Linked DNA regions of Homo sapiens: region 1 is linked to region 2. Evidence: chromatin loops called from intact Hi-C (ENCODE). Cell type or tissue: PC-9. All regions are shown on one strand. Links, peaks and the distances in the headings refer to the core of each region. The heading gives the core; the rest is flanking DNA. Region 1 overlaps HDAC2 (histone deacetylase 2). Region 2 overlaps LAMA4 (laminin subunit alpha 4).

Evidence for each region. Hi-C counts contacts between places; a loop is a spot of excess contacts. Peaks named below come from ENCODE experiments on the same cell type or tissue, not always from the same donor. Only the 100,000 strongest peaks of a DNase experiment are listed, where the experiment ranks them.
Region 1: a loop joins it to region 2, with 4 times the contacts of the local background. A loop is called at or near these places in 7 of 110 quality-filtered maps.

The regions. Positions count from the first base shown.
Region 1 is chr6:113,927,457-113,939,550 of GRCh38, forward strand. It overlaps HDAC2 (histone deacetylase 2), which reads right to left. Exons shown (of 14, transcript NM_001527.4): 14 at 5,572-12,094. Among named protein-coding and RNA genes, the nearest start is that of LINC02880, 29 kb to the left of the region's middle. In PC-9, for the core only: CTCF peaks have their summits at 8,827 (motif pointing left) and 9,027; a DNase peak (open chromatin) is centred at 8,845.
Region 2 is chr6:112,174,141-112,186,234 of GRCh38, forward strand. It overlaps LAMA4 (laminin subunit alpha 4), which reads right to left. Exons shown (of 39, transcript NM_001105206.3): 9 at 11,097-11,207; 10 at 3,981-4,092; 11 at 1,173-1,340. Among named protein-coding and RNA genes, the nearest start is that of LAMA4-AS1, 56 kb to the right of the region's middle. In PC-9, for the core only: CTCF peaks have their summits at 6,153 (motif pointing right) and 6,360; DNase peaks (open chromatin) are centred at 6,161 and 6,481; H3K27ac peaks cover 1,610 bases.

The DNA.
Region 1 (12,094 bases), core at 4,034-12,033, 1.8 Mb after region 2:
AATCACATTTTGCAGCCAATGAGTTGTTTTAAGAAAATATCAAAGTAATGTATGTTTTCATTGAAGATAAATTGAGAAATAAATAGAAGAAATTTAAAAACATATTAATCACATCATACAGAAAAAAATCAGTTAATATTTTGATTTTTAAACCTCTAGACTCTATTTATGTTGATACACATATATAGAGTCTGAATCACCACTTAAGCTCAAATCTTCCATAATCTGCTCTGCAGATAATAGGTCCCAATTTTATTAGCAGTTGCTAAAACAAGAAAGAGTTCTATTCTCAAAGAATTTGGGGAAGTATTATTAATAGATTAAATATTGTCAAGTTTATTTTCAGTGTATGCATTTGTTTTTTTGTTATCATCTGAACAACAATGTAGTCACATTATACGTTTGTTATATAATCTGCTTTCCCTCACTAATTAATATATATATAAATAATATATTTCCTTGTCAAGAATATAGATTTACATTATAACTTTTATGGAATAAGTATTTAATTGAATTAATAAACTATACTTTCTTAAAGAGATTTTTAATGTTTTAAAAATTGATAATACACATATTTTCATGGTACATGTTTTAATTTAATACATTTATATAATTTGTCAAGATCAAATCAGTGTGTTTAGGATACTCATCACTTTAAATATTTGTCTTTTCTTTATGCTAGAAACATTCAAATTATTCTCTTCTAGTTATTTTGAAATATACAATAGGTTATTGTAAACCATAGTCATAGATCAGTTTGACACTGATCTATCAAACACTAGGTCTTATTTATTCTATGCAACTATATATTTGTGCCCGTCAATGAACCTCTCTTTATTCCCTCTTCCCTTCAATTTTTTCCAGCCTCTGGTAACCACCAATCTACTCTCTATCTTCATGAGATACACTTTTTTACTTCCCCCATATGACTGAGAACATGCAATATTTGTCTTTCTATGCTTGACTTATTTCACTTAACATAATAACCTCCAGTTCCATCCACGTTGCTGCAAATGACAGGATTTCATTCTTTTTTATGGCTGAATATTATACCACTGTGTATATATACCACATTCTCTTTATCTAGTCATCTGTTGATGGGCACTTAGGTTGATCATACTTTGGTTATTGTGAATAATGCTGCAATAAACATGGGAGTGCAGATATCCCTTTGATAAATTGATTTCCTTTCTTTTGGATATATACCCAGTAATGGAATTGCTGGATCACATGGTAATTCTATTTTTAGTTTTTTGAGGAACTTCCATACTGTTCACCATAGTGGCTATACTAATTTACATTCCTACCAACAGTGCACAAGGGTTCCCCTTTCTTCACATCCTCTCAGCATGTATTATTGTCTTTTTGATACAAACCATTTTGACTGAGGTGAGATAATATCTTAGTGTGGATTTGGTTTGCATTTCTCTGATGATTAGTGATGCTGAGCATTTTTAATATACATGTTGGCCATTTGTATGTCTTCTTTTGAGAAATATCTGTTCAGATCTTTTGCCCATGTTTCAATCCAATTTTTTTTGTTGCAATTGAGTTGTTTGAGCTCCTTATACATTCTGCTTATTATTCATTTGCCAGATGGATAGTTAGCAAGTATTTTTGCCCATTCTGTGGATAGTCTCCTCATACTATTGAAGACTTTTCCTGTACTCTGCAGAAGCTTTTTAGCTTGCTGTAATCTCATTTGTCTGTTTTTTCTTTTGTTGCTTGTGCTTTTGAGGTCTTACATAAAAATGCTTTACCCACACCAATGTTTTGGGGTGTTATCCCAGTGTTTTCTTTTAGTAGTTTCATAATTTCAGATCTTAGATTGACTGATTGATTTTTTTATTTTTTTGAGATGGAGTTTCACTCTTGTTGCCCAGGCTAGAGTGCAACGGCATGATCTCAACTCTCTGCAAACTCTGCCTCTTGGGTTCAAATGATTCTCCTGCCTCAGCCTCCCTAGTAGCTGGGATGCTTGACTGGCCTAGCCTCCCAGCCTACATCATTCTCCTGTGCGGGATGCTTCCTGCTTCAAGCATCGGACTCCAAGTTCTTCAGTTTTGAGACTCAGACTGGCTCTTCTTGCTCCTCAAGTTTGCAGACAGTCTGTTGTGGGACCTTGTGATCATGTAAGTTAGGTTTTGGGAAGTTTTCTGTTATTATTTCTTTGAATAAGATTTACACCTCTTGTTCTTGCTCAATTCCCTCTTGAACACTAATACATCTTAGATTTGGTCTTTTGAGATAATTTTCTATATCTTGTAGGTGATCTTTTTTCCTTTTTATGTTATTTTTTCTCTGACTGTGGATTTTCAAATAGCCTGTCATTAAGCTTATTGATTCTTTCCTCTGCTTGATCCATTCTGCTCTTGAGAGTCTCTAATAAATTTTTCAGTTCAGCAAATATATTTTTCAGTTCCAAAATTTCTGATTTTTTAAAATCATTTTAATCTCTTTGTTAAATTTCTCTCATAAATTTCTCAAATGCTTGTCTGTGTTATCTTGGAGATCACTGAGTTTCCTTAAAACCACTACTTTAAATTTTTGGTTAGAGAGCTCACATGTCACCATCTCCTTAGGGTCAGTCACTGGTTCCTCGCTTTTTCTGTATGGAAAGGTCATAGTTCCCTGTTTGCTGTTGTTTGTTGTGGATGTACATCTATGTCTTTGCATTGAAGGGTTTATTATTTATTTCAGTCTTCATTGTCTGGCTTTTTTTTTTTTTATTGGATATGTTTACTTAGAGATTCTTTCTAATTTACCTGTTGATTTTCTTTCTTTCTTCCTTTCCTTTCCTTTCTTTCCTTTCCTATTTCATTTCTGTATTAGTCCATTCTCATGCTGCTATGAAGAAATACCTAAGACTGGGTAATTTATAAAGAAAAGAGAACTCACAGGTCTGCATGGCTGGGGAGTCTTCAGAAAACTTACACTCATGGGAGAAGGAACCTCTTCACAGGGTAGCAGGAAAGAAAATGAGTGCCAGCAGGGGAAATGTCAGACACTTATAAAAACTTATAGACCTCTTGAGACTCACTCATTATCACAAGAACAGCATGGAGGAAACCACCCCCCATGATCAAATTACTTCCACCTGGTCCCACCCTTGACACATGGGGATTATTACAATTCAAGATGAGATTTGGGTGGGGACACAGAGCCAAACCATGTCTTTCTTCTTCTCTCTCTCTCTTTCTTTCTTTCATTCTTTTTTCTTTCCTTTCTTTCTTTTTTTTTCTTTCTTTCTCTCTCTCTCTCCTCTCTCTCTCTCTCTCTCTCTCTCTCCCTCTCTCCCTCTCTCTCTCTCTCTCTCTCTCTCTCTCTCTCTCCCCCTCTCTCTCTCTCTCTCTCTTCTAGGTTGCTACCTCCTTTTTGGCACTAGATAGGACCTTAAGCCCAGGTTTGCCTTGGTTTTACTAAACAATCAGAGTGCCACCTGTCCCAAATGGAGGCGGTCCCAAAGGGGATATCCTGATAGTGTGGAAAGGCTGGCTTAGAATTTGTACCTAAGACACCTGTGGAATGAACCTCCTACAGTGTGGTGCTGAGACACCCTGATTTAGCATCTCCTTCGGCTGAGTAACACAGCAGAGTTTTCAGGGCTGGTGATGGTAGTCCTGCCTCTCCTCTTTGTTTCTGGCTGTCCTTGGGGATATTTTTCTTTTCAGGCACTCCTAATGCTTTCTATGGGTTGAGGCAGGGACAGGTCTCCTGCCAAGAAAATCACTATGGGGTTGGGGGAAGCTGGTTGTCCACCTCAATCTCACTTTTTCAAGAGTAGAAATTCTGAGTTTGGAGAAAATTTTCCCTGTGCTTGGTGACAAGCAAAAGGAGGGGAGGGGCATTGTAGATATGGACGTCTAATTGTATCACCATCTGCTCAGAATTTTTCACCTCTCTATGGCCTCAAGAACTGGCTTATCCTCACATATGAGTAGTGGGACATTGCTGGTGATAATCAAAGCACTGTGTATTTGTCCTTGTTTTTCTGTGGGCCAGGGGGAGTAAAGCCAGCTTGCTTCTACCCTACCATTTTGGTTAAAGAAATTTTTGAAGGTAAATATCTAGGCTATTATTGTAAACAACACTAAAATAAATACCTTGGCCTCTGCCTCTGACCCTGCCCCTGCCCCTGCCCCTGCCTCTGCCTCTTTGCACGGTGTCCCTCTGATGCCGAGCCGAGGCTGGACTGTACTGCCGCCATCTCGACTGACTGCAACCTCCCTGCCTGATTCTCCTGCCTCAGCCTGCCGAGTGCCTGGGATTGCAGGCGCACGCCGCCACACCTGACTGCTTTTCATATTTTTTGGTGGAGACGGGGTTTCGCCGTGTTGGCCGGGCTGGTCTCCAGCTCCTGACTGCAAGTGATCTGCCAGCCTCGGCCTCCCGAAGTGCCGGGATTGCAGACGGAGTCTCGCTCACTCAGTGCTCAATGTTGCCCAGGCTGGAGTGCAGTGGCATGATCTTGGCTCACTACAACCTCCACCTCCCAGCCGCCTGCCTTGGCCTCCCAAAGTGCCGAGATTGCAGCCTCTGACCGGCCGCCACCCCGTCTAGGAAGTGAGGGGCGTCTCTGCCTGGCCGCCCATCGTCTGGGATGTAGGGAGAGCCTCTGCCCCGCTGCCCCGTCTGAGATGTGAAGAGCACCTCTGCCTGGCCGCGATCCCGTCTGGGAACTGAGGAGTGTCTCTGCCCCGCCGCCACCCCATCTGGGAGGTGAGGAGCATCTCTAACTGGCCGCCCCGTCTGGGAAGTGAGGAGCGTCTCCGCCGGGCAGCCTCCCTGTCCGGGAGGTGGGGGGCGCCTCTGCCCAGCCGCCACCCCATCTGGGAGGTGTACCCAACAGCTATTGAGAACGGGCCATGATAACGATGGCGGTTTTGTCGAATAGAAAAGGGGGAAATGTGGGGAAAAGAAAGAGAGATCAGATTGTTACTGTCTCTGTAGAAAGAAGTAGACATAGGAGACTCCATTTTGTTCTGTACTAAGAAAAATTCTTCTGCCTTGGGATGCTGTTAGTCTATAACCTTACCCCCAACCCCGTACTCTCTGAAACATGTGCTGTGTCCACTAAGGGTTAAATGGATTAAGGGCGGTGCAAGATGTGCTTTGTTAAACAGATGCTTGAAGGCAGCATACTTGTTAAGAGTCATCACCACTCCCTAATCTCAAGTACCCAGGGACACAAACACGGCGGAAGGCGGCAGGGCCCTCTGCCTAGGAAAACCAGAGACCTTTGTTCACATGTTTATCTGCTGACCTTCCCTCCACTATTGTCCTATGACCCTGCCAAATCCCCGTCTCCAAGAAACACCCAAGAATGATCAAAAAATACTAAAAAAATTTAAAAATAAAATAAATAAATAAATAAATAAATAAATATCTTGAAACTAACTTTGTGTGTGTGTCAACAATTTTTAAAGTTAGGCTTAGGCTTAAATATGCTTATAAAATTTACAGTTCCATACATCCTCCATATTTACAAACACCCTTTCTTTTCTCTGAGGAAGCACGGAGAAGAGAGAAGCAATAGTCTATCTTCACACATGTGATCAGCAAGAAAAGAGATGGGTCTTTTTCCTTTATTTGAGCTTTGTCTTTCCCATGTATATTTACATTATCTCAAAGCCAGTATCCTTGGGGGAAATTATACGTAATTGCTAAAATGTTGACATCAAAACTTTGCAGTTTGCTTTCAAAATGATGCTCATGTTCTCATTCACTAAGTGATTAAAGTTAACATCATCAGTAATGAGAGAAATTGAAATCATGCATTACCTGACTGGGTGCACTGAGAACACAGCATCATTCCTGTGATATTCTTGCCCAAAACATGCAACCTATATCTAACCATGAAGAAACATCAGACATGCCCACTGAGATATTCTACAAGGCCAGAGGGTTAAGTGACTTTCCAAATTTCACAGGACTTGTTGATGGCAGAACTGGAATAGGATTCAGTTATTCTGACTCCTGGACCTGAGATTCGATCCTATCCCATCCCATCTTATCCCATCTCCTTCTGTCCTCTTCAATCCTCTTCTATCCCCTTCCATTCCCCTTCCCACTTCTATTTCCATTCCAGTCCATTCTATTCCCATTCCATTTCACTCAAATTCCATTCCATTCCACAAATAATAATTGAGGCTTTATTTATGTGTTAGGCACTGTTCTAGACACTGGAGATTAATCCCCAGTGGAGTGTAAGACAAACAAAACCCTTGCCCTTATGAAACTCTTAATCCAGTGAAAGTAAGCAGAATGGTGGCTGCTCCTTGTCTGACATTCTTTGTGTGTGTGTATGTATATTATATAATATACATACACACACATATATACACATGTATATATATATATGTGTGTGTATACATATATATAGAAGGAATTCTCTTTCTTTTATCCCTTATTCCAATCCTGTTATTATTAAGGATTATATTTAACTTTACATGTTCAAATTAGTATAGTTCCTGTCTCCTGACTGAACGCTGATGCAGGGAAACTCTGGTCTCTGACTTTGATTTTTTTTTAATAGTAATGTTTGGTACAATCAACTGACTTAAAACTTTAAAAAACTGAATTTCTACGGGTAAATGTTTAAATATGAGAAAAAAGTTGACTTTAGAATGTCTAATAAGCCTATCCTATTCAACAACCAAGAAATAGATTTCATACCTATTACACATAAAGATATAAAGGCATATTTTGGACTTTAAAGAGCTTGCAGGACAGGAAAGGCAAAAACATTTTATCCTGAATGCCAACTATCTGGGTTAATGACTATCTGGGTTGATACGCATCTCAAGGCCAGAAAGGAATGATCAATTTGTGACATCAGACAGGTAAAAGACGGAGTGCTGGAAAAGCATGTCAGCTGTTACCTAGTCAGTTTCATAGATTTAGTAAACTGAAGCACAGAAATTTAAATGACTTGCCCAAAGCAAAGTTGTGTAATGTAAAGGCTGGTGCTAGACCCATATATGTGATTTCCAGTGCATTGTTCTTTACTTGTTGCTGCTCTAGATGATGATGGTGTTTTGAGGTCAGGTCGGAAGTACAAACAATTTAAGATGAGGCTTGTTTACCTTACCTATAGGGGTCCAGATGTGTTTTTCTGGGAAATCAGATTTATTGCCCACCATAGTCACAAACAGACTGGAAATAAGATAGATTTACAGAATTTTCTGCCTAACTCTAGAAATAGGATGGCAGAAGAGTCATTACATTAAGAAAGCCCAATGCTGCCATTTACTTTAAGACATATAAATTTGGATTTCAAACAAAACAGCTTACAAAAGGGTGTTTGGCATCAAAAGGGAATAGCACAGGAATTATACCTAAGTCCATTACATATAACACTGAACTATACAAGTAAATGTGTTTGACAATAACAATGCTTATTTGATTGTTGGGGAAGGTGACAGCTAGTAATACGTTGGACTTGAATTATATTTTTTCCTGGAAAATGGTATCTAGAGTAAATTTTTCGCACCTACTTGCCCAAACTTTCTTATCAGATGCTGAGTTGAAAAGAACATACCTAGATTCTACGGAAATTAGAAATCTAGCCTTTTTAAGAATATAACTTTGGAAATACTGGTGAATGGTAGATCTCCCATCCTCATGCTTGGAGGGCTATTATCTACCACAGGGCCACACAACAGTGCCCTCTTAAGCCCCTTAATTTCACCTAGTCTAGCCAAAGGCAACACAAGTTCAAACTTTCCGGCTAGACTTCAGAATAAGAAAATTTTTGAAGTGCATTTCTCACTTAAGGACATAGCATATTTAAAAAATAAGAGCAAAAGGGGAAATTCTTGTCTTTTTAAATCAAACATTATTTGTTGCCAGAAGTGTAATGACTTTTTGTTGGTATTTGTTAAGTACAGCCAGTTTTGATAATGTGCTCTCTTTTACTTTAGGAATTGCCTGTCCGTACTTTCCTTTAAAAGTTTTACCTGTACATCATCCTAGTAAGTATATGGCAAGGGCAGGGAAGTGACCCTGGATGTTTATTTCTGAAGAAACAAAAAAGATGACTAGTAGAGGATACAAGAGAAGCTGGAAGCTACTGATTTATCAATAGAATAAAAAATCCACAACACAAAAACAGATTAGAGTCTTCTTTGTTCAACTCACTCCTAAATACAAACCACTGGCTGCAAAATGGGTCTGGCCAAAAAAAATCTCCTATTCAGAATCCTGCTACTCATTTTACCTTAGAAATAATTATACATTTCTTTAACATTTAGAGTAAAAACAATCTTAATAAAAAGAGCAAATAACAGAATCTAATCAAGGTGTCTTCTGTCCTTAACTGTTTGTTCTACTAAAAAAGAATTTTTCATTAATAATCCTAATCATAACTCTGCAGTGTTCAAAGACCAAAGGGGTTAGGTACTTAGTTCAGTAAACAAAAGTCGTGGAACAAGCACCCAATGCCCCTGAATATTAACTTCACTATAACTATAATTCCTAGAAATAAATTTCAATTCTTTCCCATTCTGTATACTAACTGATTCTTACCACCAGTCAAAACAGAAAATTATTCTGGCTCTAATATTCAGTTCCATTTTGTCTGACTAGCAAAGTCACAATTAGTCAATGACTACCAGATACACTCTACTGTGTTTTGCAGATGTAAAACTTAGAAATTAGTGTTATAATTCTTATAGGAAAACCTAAATCAGTAAACTTAATTGTAGTTTAATTCAAAGTTTTTAATCCAATATTGCATTCAAAAAGAATCTGTTAATACATGTTGCTCTGCTTGTTACATGGCCACCAAGTGACTATAAGAGAAAACACACAGAAAAAAAAATTTTAAATGCAGTATCTGCCATCTTGTGGTACAGTGAGGAAATGCAGCAATTGAGAAGCTTCTAAATGCTGTAATCCTAAACATTTCTCCGCATTGCTCATGTAAATAGCCAATAATAACAATATGATAGTTCTATTTTTTCTGTAATCTACTTAATGCCATTTTTCTTGAGATTATCCTTGAGTAAATTACAGAGGCATCAAGATCCCCCCAAAGTTGTCAAATATTATTCGTATCCTTGCTAAAATCAGGTCTCCAAAAGATTGCTTCTCTATCCACTATGACCTAGTAGTCTTCACACTAGTAGGCATCAAACTGCAATAAAAGGCTCAGATACAACCCATCTGGCATCTAAAGGAACACTCAAAAATTTAACACTTCCCCTGGCACCACTCTCACCCATCTATCTACCTTTACCTCATAACAATAGCAAGCCAGGCGCGGTGGCTCATGCTTGTAATCCCAGCACTTTGGGAGGCCCAGGCGGGTGGATCATTTGAGGTAAGGAGTTCAAGACCAGCCTGGACAATATGGTGAGAACCCGTCTCTACTAAATATACAAAAATTAGCCAGGTGTGGTGGTGCACACCTGTACTCCCAGCTGCTTGGGAGGCTGAAGCATGAGAATCACCTGAACCTAGGAAGCAGAGGATGCAGTGAGCCAAGATCATGCCACTGCACTCCAACCTGGGCAACAGAGTGAGACTCTTTCAAAAAAAAAAGAAAAAAAAATAGCAGCTAACCCTTACTGAGCATTAACTATGTTATTAACTCAATCCTCACAACAAACCTATTAAGTAGGGACTATTATTTTCCTCATTTTAAATGATGAAGCAACTGAGGCACAGAGGTTAGTAATTTTCCTAAGATTATGGTGGAGATCCTAAGCTATTGAAATGATTACTACTTGTTTTCAAAAGCCCTTATCATTTATATCACAATATGAATAACAAATATTATGAATCGCAGTTATCAAAAAAACTTCAGCAGTATTACTACATCAAAACCATAAAAAACAGAAGATGTAGGTGACTAACTTCAATGTAAGAACTTCAAATAATTGCCCATTGACAGAATGCTAGCAGCTCTGGTAGAAGGGCAAAGCTTAGATATGATGTAACTAGCTTAGAGTACCAATGCTGACTTAGAACAGCATTCACCCATGCCATAGAGAACTGAGACAATGTGGCACCTTCATTAAATGAATTAAAGAGCTTTACTTGAGTTAATATCTTAGTTTACCAAACCTGACCTGAGTTTCCTCAAACACTTGACAATAGTTGCTTTCTAAGTCTGTAACATGATAGGTTTAGGCCGGGTACGGTGGCTCATGCCTGAGTCAGGAGAATCGCTTGAGCCTAGGAGTTTGTGACCAGCCTGGGCAACACAGGGAGACACCATCTCTCCAAAATAAAAATGTAAAAATCAGCTAGGTGTGATGGTGCACACTTGTAGTCCCAGCTACTTGGGAGGCTGAGGTGGGAGAATACCCTAAGCCTAGAAGTTCTAAGATGTAGTGAGATATGATCAGGCTACCACACTCCATCCTGGGTGACCGAGATCCTTTCTCTAAAAAAAAGAGATAAACAGCCAGGTGCGGCAGCTCACACCTGTAATCCCAGCACTTTGGAAGGCCAAGGTGGGTGGATCATGAGGTCAGGAGTTCGAGGCCAGCCTGGCCAACATAGTGAAACCCCGTCTCTACTAAAAATGCGAACAATTAGCTGGGCGTGGTGACAGGCGCCTGTAATCCCAGCTACTCAGGAGGCTGAGGCAGGAGAATGGCTTCAACCTGGGAGGCGGAGGTTGCAGTGAGCCGAGATTGCGCCATTGCACACCAGCCTGGGCAACAGCGAGACTCCGTCTCAAAAAAAGAAAAAATAAATAAACATAATAGGTTTAAAAAACTAAGTTAAAAAATAAGTCTCTCTATAGCTTTTTATTTACTGAGGTTAAAGATCTTTTCATATTTACAAACTATTTATATGTATTTGTTTCCCAGTTCACATCCTTATACATTTTGTTCCTCTACTATCTTTAGATATGAGCCTTTTGACCTGGATGAGTTACAAATCTGCCTCCCACTCTGTCTTTTGTCATTTTTCTTGACTTGTCTTCTAAGTTTTTGTTGGTCCACTGAACTAATTTTTTTTTTGTTATCAAATATATCTTTTATAGTTGAGTTTGGTGTCACACTTAGGCCTTCTTCAATCCATTTGCTTTAAGAGTTTAGGTTTTTGGTAGTTTTATCTTTTCCTATTTAAATCTTCTAGTGGAGGGCAGAAAACTGGGTTTTCCATTTGGTTACCAGTTGTTGTCCCAATTCCACTTACAAAATAATGTCTTTCCTTGCCAATTTCAAATATCATTTTTATCCTATATGAATTTTTTAAAGTATTAGGGTATTCTGACATCTTACTATGTTACATTGACCTTACTAGACACAAGAACCATAGCTTCTTTACATATTATTTCTAAAAATTTTGTTATTACAAATGGGGGTCTTTGTTCTTCCAACAGACTTGGTCACTAAGTGTTACTGATTTCTGTTTATTAATGCTGTACCAAATCACCTTGCTGAAATTGCTTTAGATAGTTCTCTTGAGGTTTTAGTTGTATATAACCAACTACTTAGAAAAACAAAACCTCTTAAATACACCCAAGGAGATCCAGTATAGTATTGAAGTGTACAATTTCAGTATGTTCACACAATGGAACATAATACATAGCAGTCAAAATGAACTATACTTAACATGTGTCAACAGGGGTAGATCAGAATATTAAATGAAAAAAAGCAAAGGGCCTTTGTCTCCTGGCACCCGGATACTGAGCTCAGTTTCCGTCTTCACTGTTCCATCTCCTCCATCCACTACTCCAGGATCTCATAGGTGACTCTACCACAGCCCCTGTTGTCCTGTGAGCTGCAGGCACTGGGAAATCCACAGGGAGGATGCCAGAACATCTGGAGCCTGCGAAATGGTATTTTCTTATTTAAAACAGGATCATCATGGTAGACGGGAGGCATGGTGGGAGGGGGGCGAGGGATAAAAGATTACAAATAGGGTGCAGTGTACACTGCTTGGGTGATGGGTCCACCAAAATCCCACAAATCACCACTAAAGAACTTAATCATGTAACCAAACACCACCTGTTCCCCAATAAGCTATGGAAAAATAAAAATAAAAAAAGCAAAGTTACAGAATTGTCCAAATACATACCATCTATGTTTCACAAACACTAAATACATTTCATTATCCCCCTAACGAAGGGACT
Region 2 (12,094 bases), core at 2,537-10,536:
AAGAGTGGAGTCTATCTCTCTACTCCTTGAGTCTGGGCTGGTCTTGATCAGTAAAATGGATATGACATTGCTGAGCTCCAAGCCTAGGCTTAAGAGACCGTGTGCTTTTCATTCTTGCTCTCTTAAAGCTGCCGTTATGTGAACAACCTGGACTAGCCTTGTTGAGTTAAGACCCCACATGGAGGGAGAGGCCCAGCCTTCCCGGCCAGCCCCAGACATCTGAGTGAGCTCAACCAATATATGTCACATGGAGCAGAGATGAGCTGTCCAGGTTGAATCCAGCCTGAATTGCCAACCCATGAAAGCATGAGCAATAAATGGTTATTGTTTTAAATGAATACATTTGGGGTGGTTTTTGTTTTGTTTTGTTTTGGGACAGAGTCTCACTCTGTCACCAGGCTGGAGTGCAGTGTGCAATCTTGGCTCACTGCAACCTCCGCCTCCCAGGTTCAAGCGATTCTCCTGCCTCAGCCTCCCTAGTAGCTGGGACTACAGGCACATGCCACCACGCCCAGCTATTTTTTGTATTTTTAGTAGAGATGGGGTTTCACCACACTGGCCAGGCTGGTCTCGAACTCCTGACCTTGTGATCCACCCACCTTGGCCTCCCAAAGTGCTGGGATTACAGGCATGAGCCACCACGCCCGGCCTGGGCCTTGTTATAATAGCAATTGATAACTGATACAGTGATCAAGTGATAGATTCAATAATACTACTGTGATTTGGTGCCTACACTCATTGCTGAAGGAAATGTTAAATTTCCACTGGAGGCTAAAAGATATTAAAGTCATTCATGGTCTTCACAACATGAATGTTTCTGGCCTTGTAGCATTCCTGCCTTCTCAATAAAATTTCTTTAAATGTAGTTCTGGGAATTGGTTTCCTTTAGTCTTCCTTCTACTGTTTTATACGTTTTTCACCAACTGCTATAGATTCCTTGTGGCATCTCAGTTGTTTCTCAGGGGCTCAGAATTGGGCCTGAATCTAAAAATCTTGGTTATAAAGTCAAGTTGTCCTGAATGATTCCCTGTGGCCACATGTAGATTCTAAATAGTTCTGAACACTGGAAATTGGTTGCTTTGATTATATGTTGCCCTAGGTTTAATGTCTGCTATTGGACCCACAAAGAGGGCAAACATGTGCTGGGTCAGCTATGAGAGGAATACACCTACGTTCGTAAGCCTCATCTGCCTCCTCATCCACGAGCTCCCGTTGGGTGAAAAATGGTTGACGGCTTCTAATCTCTTCAAGCATCTTCTGGGCCAACACCAGCTTCTCAGAGATTTCCTTGGGGCTAAGTTCATGCTCTTCCCCATAATAGAGCATCTTGTTGTTGATCTCTGAAAGGAAGAACATGGTGAAACAAGGCAGCAGGGAGAGATGACCAGGCACTAGAAATGCAAGGGAGCAAGGGCTGTGGGCAAAGGGCAGGGCTGATCCTGAAATGGAAAGAGAGACTCATTCAAAAGCAGCGTGCTAGTGTTCATGCTGTGAATCCCAGCGAGCATGGAAGCTCATCATCTATTCCACGAAGGAGAAAGACACGAGGAAACCACTCTTCTCTGCTTCCCATGCGGGGTCTTCAGAATGGGAACTGGCTAATGCAAAGCCTGCTCTGCTCTCATCCTCATCTGGTTTCCACAGTGATTTGAGAATGCTAATATTTAGCGTTAAATATTGTAACTTGATATTCAAGGCATCCAAATCTACAGTCTTTGATCAGCCTTTTATATAACATACTTAACTTGGAGAAAATGCTCAGAGATCACTCCTGTCATGGGTGAGATTATTAATGTGTGGAGTTATTAATTGTATTTTAGACAAAGATTTGATCAAAGCTTTAAGCCCAAATGAGAGCATATTGATAGCTGTCCAAATGAGTCTTTCAAATTATTTCACAGGCTAAATACAAAATGAGGGTTTGTTATAATATGATGTGAGCTTTTGCTCATTGATAGTTATTTTTTGGCAGTTGCTGTTTGCCTTCTAGAGCGTGACTACTCTAGGTCATTTTCACCCCACTTCCATAAGTCAGGTGGAGAATTTTAGAACTGGAGGGACCACTGAGGCTCAAAGGGATTAGGTGACCTGTCTAAATATTAGCAGACTGAAATACGTCTTTGAATCCCTCATTCCTACTACATATGATGAGAAGGAAGGTATGTAATTGTCACCTTGTTCTACTGCAGCTCCAAGAGGAAGCATTTTATCTTGCTGGCATAAATGAAATTGCGTGTCTGTGGTTTACTATGATCTATGTGGTTGACCAGACAAGATGGGTAAACAAACATTGGTGTCACATAAATCATACCAGGATAAGGGGTTGTATTTTATGTGGATAATAGCTTGAAGGTCGCCAGCGGTTATTTTAGAGATGGTTGGGAATAAGGAATGACATGTAATTGGTGTCTTACAGCATTCCAGAATTATATAAAGGGATTAAACATCCACTCCTCAAGTAAAGTCTAAAATATTAACCTGCGAAATAAACTAAATGTAAATATTTTTTCCTCAGCTCTAGCACTTGTGATGCTGAATTCTCTGGCATTTTGGTGCAAGTCTTATATTTATAATTTTGGCCTGTTTTAGTTTAGCTACTTGCAGTATAGATTAGAAAAGGGAAATACAGACAATAGTATTTTTGCCTTTGGTTTTTGGAGACGATTCACACATTATTTTAAAAATTTAAAAGCTGTTAGAAGTTATTGTTTCCCATTTACATTTCCTTTGCATTTTTTCATCTTTTCCCATGCTTAAAGGATCAAATAAGAGGGTTCAGATCCTTTGCAAATGAAACACTTTTGAATCAAAACATGGGTTATAATAGCAAAGGTGAATTATTTTCTCTGAATGGCTTACTAGGGTCCTGGCATTTGCTGCCTAAAGAGGCATTTATTTCTTAGTTGGATAAGGTCATGTTATCTTCTAGGTTCAATCTCACTTTTTGAACAAATCAATAGTAACTCTAAAATGCTATAGAAAAAGAATATTTTGTCAGGAAACTCAAAAATATGAGCCATGAGAGAGTATGTGAGTGAGGAGTGTTTGGATTGCATGTCATTTGCTTTTATTGTTTATAATAGACATCAAAGGAAACATGACAAATGATTAATCTTGCTTTTATGTATCCCTTTGCATGCAATATGCCCCAGTATAAAGACATGAATCTTCCACTGTGGGTCCCTTTATCGCTACTGTGCCCTGGGATGCACTTGGTGTTGTCATCCAGCCCTTAATATATAGTATAATAAAAACTATGGAAATGCAGATACTGGATCTTAGCAAACTCTCACCCAAGGAAATCTTCTTTATCCTATAACAGATGAAATCTGCTGTTTTCTGCTGGTAAATTGAAGGCCAACTATTAGTGCACTATTAAAATAGTCTTCAAGATTATCCTGCATGTATTGCAAGTGAGAGCACAAATTAAGCAAACCTCCAAGAGGGAAGGTACAATCATTCACAATGCTTTAGGACAAAGAAATCTCCCACAGCCCCGCTCCTTCCTTTTCTTCTGGGTTGGGGCCCAAGCATGTTGCCTGATTGGCCTTTGGGAAAGCCCATCATAGAAAGAGCTTGTGATGATTTGGGTCAACTGATAGTTTACTGGCATTCTAAAAGCAATGTTTTCTCTGCAAATAACTGAGAAAAATCTGTGACTCCTACTCAACTCTTGCATTTTAGAGACACCACAGCATGCAATCTCCTCTGTCAGAAGGTTATTCTGTGAAATGCCTAAAAAGGGAATGATTTTATACATTGATTATTGAACATCAACAGATAGTAAGTAGGGATGAGTGCTCAGAAATTCCAGATAAACAAACTTGAAATGAAGACCTTATACAAGTTTAAACCTATAATACTGTACCAACAAGTTCCTGGCACACAGCAAACACTTAACAGTAGCCATTATGCCTACTGATGTTAATAACATAAGTGTTTCCTTGATATTAAACTGAACCAGAAGAGAATATATTTACCTTGGATTTTATCCCTCATATCATGGGCTTGCTCTACCAGCTGACTTGCGTGGTTAATGGTGTCCATGCTTTCCTTCTGAACAAGTTGTCCTTTTCTGGAGGCTTGATTTTCCTACAAATAATCCGTATAAAGGCTAGATTAAATGTATGAGAAAAGAATGTTGTATAAGCACAGATAGGGGTGGGTGGGCATAATGTATTTCCTAAACGTAAATCTTCCTGGCATGTGAAAGTTCTATAACACATGAAATCATCCCAAAAATAATGCATGAAAGGTAATGTGATGGCCAGTTTTACTTTTAAAAAATTTTTTAATTTTTCCGTAAGTTATTGGGGTATAGGTGGTATTTGGTTACATGAGTAAGTTCTTTAGTGGTGATTTGTTAGACTTTGGTGCACCCATCACCCGAGCAGTATACACTGCACCATATTTGTAGTCTTTTATCCCTCCCCACTCCACTCTTCCCTGCAAGTCCCCAAAGTCCATTGTATCATTCTTATGCCTCTGCGTCCTCATAGCTTAGCTCCCACGTATCAGTTAGGACATACAATGTTTGGTTTTCCATTCCTAAGTTACTTCACTTGATGGCCAGTTTTAGAATGACAGAATGCTATAAAATCTGGTGCTATTCCTATATCATCAGTCACAGTTCAGTCCCAACCAACTGCCTTTCATATGTAATTTATTCTTCAAATTTTTACTGTATCTCAAGTTGCTGGACTAGAAAATTGCCCATGTCTGCTTATCATTTTGACATTGTGCTGACTGAAGAGCTTAAAGTTTCAAAGAGAAAATTGTTGAAAAAATAGGCAGACCTTGAAATGCACCATGCTTCCAGTGGCTCCTGGGTGGTCCAACCACTGCTGAAATTGAATTACCACAGAGATTTCAAGGATTATTCTCACTGGCCTAACATGCTGTTTTCAGTGCTTCATTCCAAATTCCCATCAACATTGATGGCACTTGTGTACAAATAACTGCTCAAGCAGATTTGGCTCAGCGTGAATGGAGCTCTTCTCCGAGAAGCTGATTCCATTCTCTCAACTTGGGAGATTCTGTTTCAGAGATCTCACACAGTATTTGTCAAAAATAATGCCCAACTCAAATGTGGCCTCTGAAGAAAGGGTTTGTGTGGGCGTCTGTGTGTATGTGTGTGTTTTTGTGTGCGTGGTGAAGGACAGAATGTGATCTAAGAGCACAGAAATGATTCAAGGCTAGGACACCACCCTGTATGCACAGCATGGGCGACATGTACTTACTTTTGGGATTTGAAGGACTGATCTATGGGTTATATTTAAGAGGAAGAGAAGTTCTTTAGTCTGGCATTTGGTCGAATGCCCACTTGCCTTGTCTGTTGCTTTTTTGGCTCAGCTCTTTAAAAACTGCTACAATACGTGAAGGAGCTGTGGGGTGATCTGCCACACAGAGCGCTGGTAGACCCATTATACAGAGTTTCCTGAGGATAGGGAAGTGGTTGTTTTAAACTTCTCTCCTTTCATCCAGTATTCTACCCAGAGGATTATGCCATGATTTTACCGGGAACGTTTTTACACTCTCCAGGAATAACCCAAGCAAGTGGCCCTCTCAGATGGTCAAGGAAGAGAATGCAGAAATGGTATTATAACAAACACATGCCCAGAGGCTTTTTATTGGAGAAGGGTAATCCCCTCCCTACAGAGCAAGGCTCCTGTAGTCACAGAGCCCACTGTGCAGCGGCAATGTGGTCATCAGTCCCTTCATAAACTGTGGGCTCTCTGAATGGACACTGTCTTCTGAGTCATTATACTCCTTCCTGCAATTCCAGTCTTCTTCTTGGCTTGTTCCAGTGCTTTCCAGAAAAACAGTATTTGTGGTCATTTTAAAATTAAATATGCAGAAACTATAATAAATCTTAATATTACTCCTCCCTGCTTTTAAAAAATACGGACACAAGCATTTAAAATTTTAGAATTTTTAATGAGTTGATCTTTGATCCAGTTTAAGTTATATTTGCAAAGCACAACACCCCTAGTTTTTACTTTGGCTTGATACTTCAGAGTAAAGCTCTATTGTTATTCCTATGTCATTAAACTTATTATTTTTTGATATGGAAACTTCAGTTGAAGTGATGAGAGACAGCTGAAAAATGTCATGCCTATAAGAAAACCTCTTCTTTTTGACAAACGCCAGAGGGCGCTAAGATACAGGTAGATAGAGATATATAGCTATTGATATACTGTATATATGACTGGATCAGTGGCAAAGAGGAACATCTATTCCTTTACATTGTAAGATGACTGAATTGAACCTATAGTGATGGCTTATATGAATGTTTATTTTTCCTGTAACTTTGCCTGTGGAAGGAAAATAATGATATAGGCACGTGGGAAAACAGGTGCGCCTCGGTTTAAGAAAAGCTGAAATTAAAAAATTACCTTGTAACTGTAAACTAGTTGGTGGTTTACATTACAAATGTATTAGTCATTTGCTCATCTCAACAGAAAATTCTTCTTGTACATATTTGACATAAAAGTGGCAAGGATGTCTTGGTAATATAGTACATAAAAGGTAGATGACGTGAGGATGATAACCAATATCTAGGGTGATCATATATTTTATGGTTCAACCTGGGGCATTTTTGCACATGAAAGGGAGAACTTTTAGTAATTATTCTGGGACACAAGCATAAACAGCAACAGTCCTGGACAAACCAATAGTAGGAATATTGGTGTGCTACTTCAGAATTTGTACAGTAATATCTACTTCTGCCTACCTCCTAAACATTAATGACCCTAAATTCCTTTCCAGCCCTGATTACCCTCTGAATTGCAGATTCACATCTCTATCTGCCCTCTGTGCCATCACAGATATTTCACTTTTAAAATGTCCAGAGTAATCCATTCGTGTTCGTAGTCTTAGTCATCCACGTCTCAGGATGGAGCTTCTCTCTTTGCCATTTCTCACCTCCAACTGGTCACCAAGTCTGTTTCATTCCACCTGCCACTCTGGCCTCTCTTCCTCTTTTCCATGACCACAGTCTCAGTTCATCCTTGTTCTGTGCAAATTCTTTTCAAATGAAGGCAAGACAGCAACCCACTGCTCTCTTCTCTAGACCACTGTGGCGGTCTCCTAAGCAGTGCCCCTATTGTCAGTCTTCACTGGCTAGTCTATCATCCACACTGCAGAGGGACGTTTCTAAAGTGCAAATCTAATCAGCTCATTGTTCTGGGTAAATACCTGAATGACTTCCAGAGTCCACAGGCTGAAGTCCCCATGTTCACGAGCGTGTTTGGGAAGGTTCTTCACAATTGGGCCTCTGACAGCTTCTTCAGCATTATCTCCTCCTCTCTCTGCCTTACAATGAATCTTCCACAAGGCCACAGTTCCAGTCCCAAGAACTTAGCACGCTGCTTCACATCTATCTGTTCTCATAGTACTTACCCCTTGCTTGGGAGTATCTGATAAACTCCTACTCATTCTCAATATACAGGCCAATACTCACCTTCTCTGAGAAGCCTTTCCTAGTGTACCCATGCCAAAATATTTCACTATTTCTTCCTTAGAGTTACCGTTTAGCCTGTACCATGTTTCTCTTATTAAATGCTGTATCATAATTATGTTTTTACTTATCTGTTTCCCTGCTAGACTGAAGCATCTTGAAAACAGGGCCTTATTATATTTCAGGATACCTAGCACCTAGCACACTAACTGTCACAGGCCGGGCGCGGTGGCTCACGCCTGTAATTCCAGCACTTTGGGAGGCCGAGGCGGGTGGATCACGAGGTCAGGAATTTGAGACCAACCTGACCAACATGGTGAAGCCCCATCTCTACTAAAAATACAAAAAGTAGCCGGACGTGGTGGCACATGCCTGTAATCCCAGCTACTCAGGAGGCTGAGGCAGGAGAATTGCTTGAACCCAGGAGGCAGAGGTTGCAGTGAGCCGAGATTGCGCCACTGCACACCAGCCTAGATGACAGAGCGAGACTCTGTCTGAAAATAAATAAATAAATAAATAAATAAATAAATAAATATTATATACAGATGTTCAATAATGCTTCTGGAATAGAAATGTAAACAGTTATCCCTCAGCATCCATGGGAGATTGGTTCCAGGACCCCACAGATACCAAAATTCATGGTTGTTCAAGTTTCTTACATAGAATGGTGTAGTATTTGCAATACTATAACCTATGCACATCCCCCTATATATATTATATCTAAATTACCTCTAATACCTAATGCAATGCCTATACATCACTTCGTTCATATGGATTCAAAGTAATACTCAGCATATGGTAAATTTGTATTTTGCGTTTTGGAACTTTGTGGAATTTTTCCAAATATTTTTAAGCCATGATTGAATCTATGAATACAGAGGGCCAACTGTACTTAATTTTCTCCTGCCTTTTTGGCAGGACCAGAGATGAGGTTCAGATGCTTTTGATGCTTGGAGATAGCCTACTTTCCTTTTAGTCCTGTGGGTCTCTCTGCATGAGTTGTCATTCAGGTAGCTTCTGCTGTGGTTCAAGGAGTAGAAGTGGAGGAGATGGTGCAGTACCTCCTGAGCCGCCCTTGGAGACTGTGCTTTGTAACTCTGGGCTCTGCAGTGGACCTTCAAGATCCAGATGGTGAGGGGCAGCACTGAGATTGGGAGAGGGCCACATCTCACCTCTGCTTGTAGCCCAGTGACACTCTGACCTTGAGCACAGTGGCTCTGGGAACATGGAAAAGTAGAATCTTGGCACGATCTTTGGAATTTTCATTGCAGACAAGATCAGCAGCACCAAAGGGAGCATCTTTTGAGCACTGGGTATTTATGAACACAGATGGATGGGCATCCTTTAGGGGAATCCCAGACATAAGTGGTGGGAAAGGGCTGTAGGACTTCCCAGTAGAAGGCTGGAGAATTTAGAAAGGGAAGTTCAGACAAAACCCGTAGCTAGGTGGATGTAACTTGTGAGATTTGGGTCACATGAAATCCATGTGGCAGGTAATTTGCAAAAAGTGGTATTACTTATCAAGTTCAAGGGGCAATATTACTGATTTTTATACACAATGAACTCCTTTACTCTATTTAAAGCCAAATATTAGTTACTTTCTTGATAGAAGGCTTTCTAAGACACAGCTTTCCTTAAATCTAAGAATCAGTCATGGACTTTTCTAGAGCAAGGGCTTGAAGAATGCTTAAAAAGTCATTAAGACCAGCCCTGGGCATTTGTTTTGAAATGTTTCAGCAGGTTTTTGCACCATCAGGACTGTGGTCAGAACATTATATTCAATAAAAATAGATGGAAACAGCTGGGTGAAAGTTCCTAGTAGCTTTATCATCAACCTCCTGTGTTGGTGGTCTGCCCTTCTTGTCCGGGAGCCTTTTCTACTGTGATGTTAACTTTCAAGCGTACATTATTTCCTCTCCACGAAAGCCTGCATTTAGCTTACATTAGAAGTGGGGAAATTGTACAACAAAAGGATCAGGAATTCTGCCTGGGCTGTGGGAGGAGCTAATCTTGGTGAAAACATTTCCTCAGATGTTTTCTTGAAAATTCTTTCCTCAAGAAAGAATTAAGGCTGGGCGTGGTGGTTCATGCCTGTAATCCTAGCACTTTGGGAGGCTGAGGTGAGCTGATCACCTGAGGTCAAGAGTTTGAGACCAGCCTGGCTAACATGGTGAAACTCTGTCTTTACTAAAAATACAAAAATTAGCCAGGCGTGGTGGTGTGTGCCTGTAATCCCAGCTACCCAGGAGGCTGAGGCAGGAGAATCACTGGAACCCGGGAGGCGGAGGCTGCAGTGAGCCGAGATCACGCCACTGCACTCCAGCCTGGGCAACAAAGCGAGACTCCATCTCAAAAAAAAAAAAAAAAAAAGAAAAAAGAATTAAGATAGTTTTAGCAAGTTTCAACCATATCTGATACCAACATGAAGTAACAATGAGTTTCCACAAATATTTATTTCTTGGTATTTCCTTTACTATTTAAGAGATTTCACTGCTCTTCAAGCACTAGTGGTTGGATTAATATGTGCCATTGCCGGGAACTAGGGACACAATTTTCATGATAATCTCTTAAAGGGTTTGGGGTCCAAGGTCAAAAGAGAATACTATTGTTATTTTATTTTTTTAAAATTTTTGTTGATCATGAGAATTGTTTATAATGTCAACTACCAGTTTTGGAAAGCGGCAATTCTGAAGTACTCTGGCCAGTACTGGTGGAATATCATTAGAAAAAAAAAAAAAAACTGTGTTAAACATTCTAATATGCTAAATATGGTGCCTCGTGACTTAGTTTGTAAAATTAGTATAGCACATGGATGGATGTTTTTCCATTAGGCTGTTGCGGAGTGCGTTGAATAGCCTTTCACATTGACTCTGCTCATGTTTTAATGTTTTTCCTGTTAATTCCTGACAGCTTTTACAAGTTGTATTTTTCTCAATATTTTTCTCTGTCTAGTTGTCTTTTTTGTTTATTTAGTTGTTTTATTGGATATTTGAAATTTTATCTTGTCAAATCTATCTTTTTATTGAAATTCTTTATGTTGTATTTAAGTGTTCTGTTATTCCCTTTGAAGATTTAATAAGTAGTTTGTTCTATTTTCTTGTGGATTTGAGATTTATACTCAACTCTTTAAACGGGCTAATTTATTTTAGTCTGTGGTATAAAGTGATGGTTGAAAGTGGTTTTTTCCCTGCCAAAGAGCGAAATTGCTTTCTCAGGACAATTCCCTTTCTTTCCATTTATCATTTAATGTATACTTTAACCAATATTTAAATTTTATATTCTATATAATAAATTTTAATTCTGGATGCTCTGTAGCTCTTAGTCATAAGATGCCTTGGCAAACACCTGAATGACCATCCTAATTAAACAAATCAACCGTATCAACCCACCGCAAATACACAGAAAATTCTCCACAAACATAGCTTTTCAAGAAAAACAATCAAAACGAGAGGAGACGGTAGAGACTGAGTATGTTAACTTTCTCCACAGGTCTGGTCTTGATTTATTTTAAGGCACATGGGTCACTGCATTTTTTCTGGGCTGTGTTAAGCCTCAGTCGTTTGTGACCAGCCAGCCTCACATCAGCTAAATCCTTTCTTTGAAGGCTGTCCCAGAAACTGAATACATACATACGTACCTTTTCAACTAATTCCTCTACGTCAGACAGAAGGCTTTTCATCGTGTTCTCAGCATTGTTGATTTGTATCTTTCTTAGGGCGTATTGGTTTTCTCTTTCTGACAATTTTGTCTGCAGAAGAATGTGTTTTGAGAATAGTCAATGGGCACACCAGGTTTTAAAAAATGTACATAAAACTCTTTCAGTGTAAGAGGACTCAGAGTAGAGTGTGAGGCTCTTTTCTCAAAATAGTGGGGTCCGCAGGCTGCTGCAGCCTGATATGAAGGGTGGGGTCTGCAGAGGGGACTGAGGCCCTTAGGGGCTAAAATTCTGCAAGCTCCACTCACTAGACCAGGGATGCTGGTCAGGGGCTGGGTTGACCATGGGGAAAGGGCTCCTTTTTCTAATTTGTACAAAGGTACAATATAGGCTGGTGGTGGCCCTGGGTGTCTGAGCTTTAGAATTTTAATTTTGTTAGGTCTGGAAGAACTGACCAACCCATCAGTATTGATGTAAATGGAGTATAGAAATTAACTTTCCTCATTTTAATGCAAGTCTCTTTATTTCAGACCCCTGGCTTTCTCCTTTTTCATTTTCGAGGAGTTGGGTCTAAATGCGGCTTTACTGAGATTACTTGGGAGTGAGCCCTTCAATCTTGACACTGACTTCCTGTCTGCCATAATGATTCCTGTCTTGAAGTTGTGCCTTTGAGGAAAGAGAATCTGAGTGGTTTCAGGAGGCCTGGATCTGGGTGACTCCCCTGGGGGGTAGTGTCTTCATGTGTTCCAACAGGTAATTTTGGACAAGAACAATTTCAAAGTTTAGAATAAAATTCACACCAAGATTCTATCCAGGCTACAATACAATTTTTGTTTTTGCTTACACTTTACATATTTGGCCAACTGCTATGGATATCATTTGCACCTCCAAAAAGCAATGAGTACTTAGTATGCCAGGTACTGTTCTAACTTCTGTACATATATCAATTCACTGAATTCTCTCAACAGCTCATGAGATAG